2 separate regions of the Homo sapiens genome follow, and region 1 is linked to region 2. A link is a contact called in ENCODE Hi-C data. All regions are on one chromosome and are shown on one strand. Each heading gives the region's core, a stretch centred on a gene start or an enhancer-like site at or near the end of the contact. The rest is flanking DNA. Distances are from core to core; before and after follow the strand shown. Region 1 holds the start of LINC00620 (long intergenic non-protein coding RNA 620). Region 2 overlaps NUP210 (nucleoporin 210).

What was found. Hi-C counts contacts between places; a loop is a spot of excess contacts on that map. Pooled maps may share reads with other maps.
Region 1: a loop to region 2 is called in a map with no recorded cell type, with 6 times the contacts of the local background. The contact joins the promoter of LINC00620 here to the enhancer-like site in region 2. A Hi-C loop is called at or near these places in 4 of 168 maps with a recorded cell type or tissue (CD4-positive, alpha-beta T cell, CD8-positive, alpha-beta T cell and naive thymus-derived CD4-positive, alpha-beta T cell), 1 of 37 single-sample maps with no recorded cell type and 12 of 50 pooled maps.

What each region holds. Positions count from the first base shown.
Region 1 is chr3:13,648,674-13,652,046 of GRCh38, forward strand. LINC00620 (long intergenic non-protein coding RNA 620) reads left to right here and starts at 2,048. Exons shown (of 6, transcript NR_027103.1): 1 at 2,048-2,160. All of the region lies in intron 1 of LOC100293612 (a long non-coding RNA gene), which reads right to left.
Region 2 is chr3:13,330,318-13,333,792 of GRCh38, forward strand. NUP210 (nucleoporin 210) reads right to left here. Exons shown (of 40, transcript NM_024923.4): 29 at 1,976-2,067; 30 at 143-317. Among named protein-coding and RNA genes, the nearest start is that of NUP210, 88 kb to the right of the region's middle. RefSeq lists a silencer at 442-609 and enhancers at 1,777-2,136, 2,457-2,506. Within about 2 kb of position 2,039, at least 8 of the 41 ENCODE cell types and tissues checked have a DNase peak (open chromatin) inside an H3K27ac peak, as active enhancers do.

The sequences.
Region 1 (3,373 bases), core at 798-3,297, 320 kb after region 2:
AGTGGCCACCCCTCCCTTGAACAGTAGGTCTGTCCATGATCCCAAGGGCTCCCTGGGGTCTGCTCCTCTGACCCATTCCTAAGACCAAGGGATTCCAACCACAGGAATCTTCCTGCAAACAGATTTGTGGGCTGGCTTGGCCTGGCCTGCTCTGCCATGGATGGAACCATCGTTGATAGCTAGGGGCTTTAATGATGGAACTGTGGGCAAAATGCACCCCCAAGGGAATGGAGGTGACTCAGTTCCACCAGCATCTACCGGCAGCCCCTGCCGTGTCCAGGCTCTGTGCTGGCAGGCTCTGCGTTGCTCAGATCCTGTTCCCACCTACAACCTGGAGGGAGGGCTCCCAGCCCCATCTATAGAGGTGGAAACTGAGGTTCAGAGAGAGTGTATGACTTGCCTAGGGCCACACAGGGATTCAACTCTGTAAGGGAAACCTCATTGCTCAGGAGAATGAGAAGAAAAGCCACAGACTGGGAGAAAATATTTGCAAAGGACATAGCTGATAAATGACTATTATCCAAAATCTACAAATAACTCTTAACACTCAATAATAGGAAAACAACCCAATTAAAAAGTGGGCAGAAGATCTAAACAGACACCTCATTCAAGAAGATACACAGATGGCAAATAAGCACCTGAAAGATGCTCCACATAGGTATATCATTAGGGAGCTGCAAGTTAAACCAACCATGAGATACTGCCACGCACCTACTGGAGTGGCTCATATCCAAAGCACTAACACACCAAATGCTGGCGAGGATGTGGAGCACCAGGAACTCACATTCATTGCTGGTGGGAATGCAAAATGGCACAACCACTTTGGAAAACAGTTTGGCTGTTTTTTTTTTTTTTTTTTTTTTTTTTTTTTTTTTTCAGACAGGGTCTTTCTCTGTCACCCAGGCTGGAGTGCAGTGAAGCAATCACGATTCACTGCAGCCTCAACCTACCAGGCTCATGTGATTCTCCCACCTCAGCCTCTTGAGTAGCTGGGACTACAGGCATGCACCACCACGCCCAACTGATTTTTGTATTTTTTGTAGAGGCGGGGTTTTGCCATGTGGCCCAGCCAATCTGAAGCCAATCTGAAAAGGCTACACACTGTATGATTCCAACAATACAACATTCTGGAAAAGGCAAAACTATGGGAACAGTAAAAAGATCTGTGGTTGCCAGGGGTTAGGGGGAAGGGAGCACAGGGGATTACGGGTGGAGTTTAGAGAATTTTTTGGGCGGTGACACTATTCTGTGTGATACAATAATGGTGGATAAGGGTCGTTGTACATTTGTCCAAACACATGGAATGTACAGCTTCAAGAATGAGCCCTCACGTAAACCATGGGCTGTGGGTGACACTGATGTGGCAGTGCAGGTCCCTCATGCACCCCTCTGCTGGGGATGTTGATAGAGGGGAGGTTGTGCACGTGTAGGGGCAGGGAGTGTGTGGGAACTCTCTGTACTTTCTGCTCAGTTTTCCTGGGAACCTAAAACTGTTCTAAAAAATTAAGTCTACTTAAAAAACAAAACATAACAGCCCACTGCGTGGCCCTCCCCATACTCCCAAAGCTCACATTCTAGTGGGGAGTCAGACACAGAAACAGACACAACCATGTTGGCAGTCACTGCAATGATGAGGCAGACACAGGGGGCTGTGGAAACTCAAGAGGGGCCATTATAGTGGCATCAGGGAAGGCTTCCTGGAGGAGGTGTTGCCTCCAGTGGGTTTTGACGTGCAGCAGGAATCACCCAGCCGGAGATCAGGGCAGGCACTGCAGGCAGCATGCTCAAAGGCACGAAGGAGTGAGGTGGTGGGGGAGCAGCGGAAGTTCCTAGCGCAGCGTGGGGGTGCTCTGTGCACAGATAAGTTGCGGGCCGCGGGAAACAGGACCCTGGGGGGCCCCCTAGAGCCTCGCGGAGCGGCTTGCAGAGGAGCCTCGGGGCCACGGCGTGTGTGCAGCGACACCTGGCGGTGGCATGCGGAACTGCGGACGGCTGCGCAGGAGCGGACAGCGGAGAGGCGGTACTGACCGGTGCGAGGCGGTGCTGACCGGTGCGGGCCGGTGCGGGCCAGTGCAGGCCAGGCCCGGCCGGGGCGAGGCAGGTGGCCAGGTCCGAGGACCGCGTCGCACAGCAGCTTTCAGGACCTGGAGAGAAATCGAGGTGGGGGTGCGTGAACGTGGATGGGCAGAAATAACATCTTTTGTACTCTAATTGGAACATAGCATGTCCTTTAATTATGAACGCAATGAGCTATAGTAGCACTACTGATTTCAGAGATGGCGCAATCTCGCTTTCCTTCCTTAGTACTTTGAAATTGCAGTGGGTATTAGACCCGCTGCTAGACCGTGTCATTCACTGGGTTAAGAAGGAAGCCCAGGTAGCGCCACGTCACAGACCCCTTTTAGTATTCTGATAACTATAATTTAAATCTAATCGGCATTTAAGAGCCTACAGGCTTGCCCAGACTGCCAAAGGCGTCTCTGGCACACACACACGCACACACACTAACATGCACACAAGCAGACACACATGCACGCAGACACGCACATGAACACATGCACACGCACACTTGCATGTACACACGTGTGTACACATACACACATGCATGGTTGAGAACCTCTCTGGAGAGGAAAGGCAACACCAGTGTGTCCGCTATGTAGTGGTTTATCAGACAGTTTATTGTGGACATGGACATGAATAAGAAAGGGGCACTGCTAATTAGGCCAAGGCAGTGGATATGAGGTGGGACTGTCCCTAGCACACTGGGACCAGGGCTACCCTGAGGCCTGCAGGACACCGGGAGCTGTGTGTGAGTTTGCATCTCTGTAGGCGCGTGGCTGTGAGTGTGGGGGAACCTGGTGAAACGCATCTGAGGAGGGGAGGGGGTGTCTGCCACTGTTCTGGGTGTGTGTGTATGTGTGTGTGTGTGTGTGTGTATAGGGCATTCTGATCTCTAGTACCTGGGTTCTAGCAGATGCCTGACCTACAGCCCTGTGTTCAGCCTGGTCATTCCAGCTCTCAGAGAGACCTTGCCCAGCCATTTCCTGGGGTAGCAAATGGTCTGGAACCAGTCTGTCTTGCCTCCCCTGAGGGAGACAGGCGGGCTACTTGTGTAGCCTTCTTACCTCACTAAACTCTTCCTTCCTTCCATGATGATCCCCGTTTTACAGACACAGAAACTGAGGCCCAGAAGAGCTGAATATTTGGCCCAGGCCACACAGGGAGTCCAGCCACGGGTGATGAGGGGCTGAGGATCGGGGAGGGACAGGAAACCTGGCCTTTCTGAGCCTTGCTGTCCTTATCTGCTGCGTCAGGAGGTGAGAGGAAGATGTTTGGGGCTGAGCTAGCAGAGAGGACACTGAGCTTTTGGCCT
Region 2 (3,475 bases), core at 789-3,288:
ACCTTTGCCCCTGAGTTACTCTAAATGCCTGTCTACAGTTTCTTAGCTGGAAGGTGAACGTATTCACTTTTACACCTGAGAGGCATATTACCTCAGTGCTATTGCTTTCATTACTCCAAAAAGGAGGAGAATGCAACCCTACCTTTACAGCAACAATGATGGTTTGGTTGGCCCCAAAGGGCTCTTGTGCAATCACTTCGATGGTGGATGTCCCGATCATAGACCCTGATGCTAGAAAGCCTTTCTCATCAACATGCACAACTGGAACCTTTTCGGGTCCATCCAGGACGCGGTAGCTCAGAGAGGCTGCACCATCCCTTTGGAAAACAAAACAGAGCTGTTTTTGTAGATGGCAGCAGTGGGAGTGGGCCTGGATACAATGCCAGGAGATCTAAGAGTCTGTGGCTCCTCATGCTCCTGGGAGGAAAAAAGGCCCAATCTTGGCCCCACGGACCTCAGGACCACGTGCCGTCAGTTGTCTGAGGCTTCATCAGTCACCCACGGAAAAGTAATTCAGAAATCCAATGGTTCCGAGCAAAGTGTGGCGTCTCACTCTTCCCAGAGCAGTGCCTGCCGTGGGTCAGCCAGCAGGGAGGGAGAGACTATGAGGGCAGTTTCTTTCATCAGCTCCATGGGACATCTACTGTAAAATATCATTTCTGCAGCAAATTGTTCTCAATTTACTGAAGCAAGGCATCCTGGCATAGTGGAGGATGGGGCTTTGAGTCCGACAGAATCCAAAGCCGGTCCCAACATGTCCTGCCACCAGCTGTGTGCACATTATGTCCCCTCTTCTCTCGGCGTTGACTTCTTACTTGGTAAAAGGTGTGTAATGATCCTGTCTTGTCCTATTTCTAAGGACTGTCAACAGGATAAAAACAGACTACCCGCTAAGAAAACTGTTAGCAAACTACTGATACTATGTACTGGGTAGGAAGCAAATTATGCCGTATCTGTTACCCTTTTACATATTTATTAATATAATAAAGAAACCCAGGAAGCAAAGGCCTCCAGCTCCCACGGCTAGTTTCCATCATCTCTGTCTCTTCCACAGCCCTATAGATGACTAGGAGCAAATGTTATTGCCTCTGCCTAAACATTCTTCCCCCACCAACCCCTTCCTCTTAACCTGGGGAACTCTTATTCATCCTTCAAGAACTGCAGCCCGAGCATCTCCATCTGGGACATGCCTCCCCTAAATCCCCATGGACAGCACCCTTCTTTGGGCTCTGGTTTGAATACTACACCTTGCTTTTTAATAGCCTTCTCCTGCTACCCTCCTCCGGGGCACCCTATGTCACCCATATCTGTGTTCCTGGAGCCCAGCATGGAGCCTGGCACTTTGTTACTTTTGGCTGAATGAAAACATGTATGTGTTTCATGCAACATGTAAGTGTCCTGTGGCCCGTGGAGTCTCCCGCTTGGCAACTGCCATTCAAATGCAAGCCACTGTTACGAAAGGCATCCCCTTGGAATCAAAGGTAGGAATTAGGTTTGCAGAAGAGCTTTAAACAGCTTTTCCCAAGCGTTACTGTGCGGCCCCCTCGCCTGGGGATCTCCCTAGGGTGCAGCTTCTCCCTGGGCAGGTCTGGGGTGGGGCTTGAGAGCTGCATCTTCTCTTCCCGGTGATGCTGATGCTTCTGGCTCATGGGCTACACTCTGAGTGGCAAGTCTTGAAACACAACATTTCTAAGCTGGTGTTTTTTTCCCTTTTAAAGACTGAATTTTAGTACCTCGCATAAAAATGTTTCTAGGCTACAAGGAGGAAAAAGAGACCCACAGTGAGAAGTGATTTCAAGAAGCAGAGGAGCACCACAGAGAAGAGAAGGAGCAGGCAGAGGCCTCACCCATTCCAAGCACAGCAGGAGAAAACCTCCCTGAAAGTACCCATGGCTCCTGACAGTGTTGACACATGAGGTGTCGGATGCAAGCACAGCCGCACAACTTTGCTGGAAACAAGAGCTGAGTCACGTACCTGTTTGTCTGCAGCTTTATATATGAGTTGGGCGACATTAATATTTGTTCTGCTTCTATTTCAGGGTTGAGCAGCTGCAGCTTCTCAAACACCTGCAAGAGAGGGCAAGTTTCACTTCCGATGGGGCACTGGAGTCACATTCAGGCCAGATGTCTGCTTCTCTCCTAGCAGCAAGAGCCGAGGAGGGGCCAGAGAGGAGAAAAGCGGCTTTCTCGTCTGTCAGGTCACTGATGACATGATGTGAAGGGCTGACCTTTAAGAGGCCAAAGGTGTGGCCGGGTAGAGTAGCTCAGCCAAGGCAACACAGCAAACCCTCAGTCTCTACAAAATAATTTTAAAAATTAGCCAGGCATGGAGTGTGCAACTGTAGTCCCAGCTACTTGGGAGGCTGAGGCTTGCACTCCAGTCTGAGCAACAGAGCAAGACCCTATCTCACACACACACACACACATGGCCAAAGATATGATGAGAAAAGACAGGCAGGCTCATGTTTGTGTAGTCTAATGGGAGCTCCTTCAAGGAGCCTGGAAACACAGGCCTCTCCCTCCGTGCCCAGTGAGGAAGAACTTTACCTGCCAGGATGTGAGCGCGGAGGGCAGCACACACAACTCCAGCACCAGGGTTTGCTCAGGATAACTGTGCCAGGACTGAGCCTGGGCAAGGTGCCACCGAACTGCTCCCTTCTCTCACAGAGACATCCTGCTCCTCACTGCCACCATCTCAGAACAACCCCCGTTCCACCTCCCAGGCTCCTCTGGCTGGCTCTGGCCATGTTCTTGCAGGATCCACATAGACACACACAGGGGCCTGGTGAGGAGCTCAGTCCGGCAAATGATCAGCCTCATGAGGTCGGCTCAGATCTGATCCTGGGACGCCCAAGTGCTCCAAGGCCCTGGTGGCTCCCCGAGCCCATGGCAACAGCACTTACCTGGGAACTCCAGGCCCCTTCTCTGCAAGACTTCAGATGTGTCCACCACCTGTGTAAGTCCCCTCTCTCAGGCCCCTCAGGGCTGCTGCCTCCTCGGCCTCCCAGCCTGGCTCAGGGGCAACCACTCGCTGGCAGGTAAAGCTGTGCCCTGAGCTCTCCACTGGCCTCTGATCAGACCAGGTGGACACCCCTCGGGCCTGAGCCCTGGGCCATGGCCAATATCATCGGATCTGACGAGTGATTCTCTGAGAGGAAGATGGCCTGATTCCACCCCTCCCAGCTCCTCTGTGCTCTGTCCACGTAAGCCTAGATTTCCTTGTGTGTAACATGGTCCACAACTAACGTCCTCTCCATGCCTGTCTTGAGAGTTGTGGGCTCCATATGAGGTGACAGGAGGAACAACACTTCCCAAACGGTGAGAAACAGCCTTTGGGAGCTGGGTGGGGTTTTGGCGTCAGGTGAGACGAGGCTGACTCGGATGCCCCCTTCCGGCATCCACACGGAAGCCACCTCACTGAGTCTGACTCGGACACACTTACTGCCTGGTAAATACATTCATAAATAGGATTCCT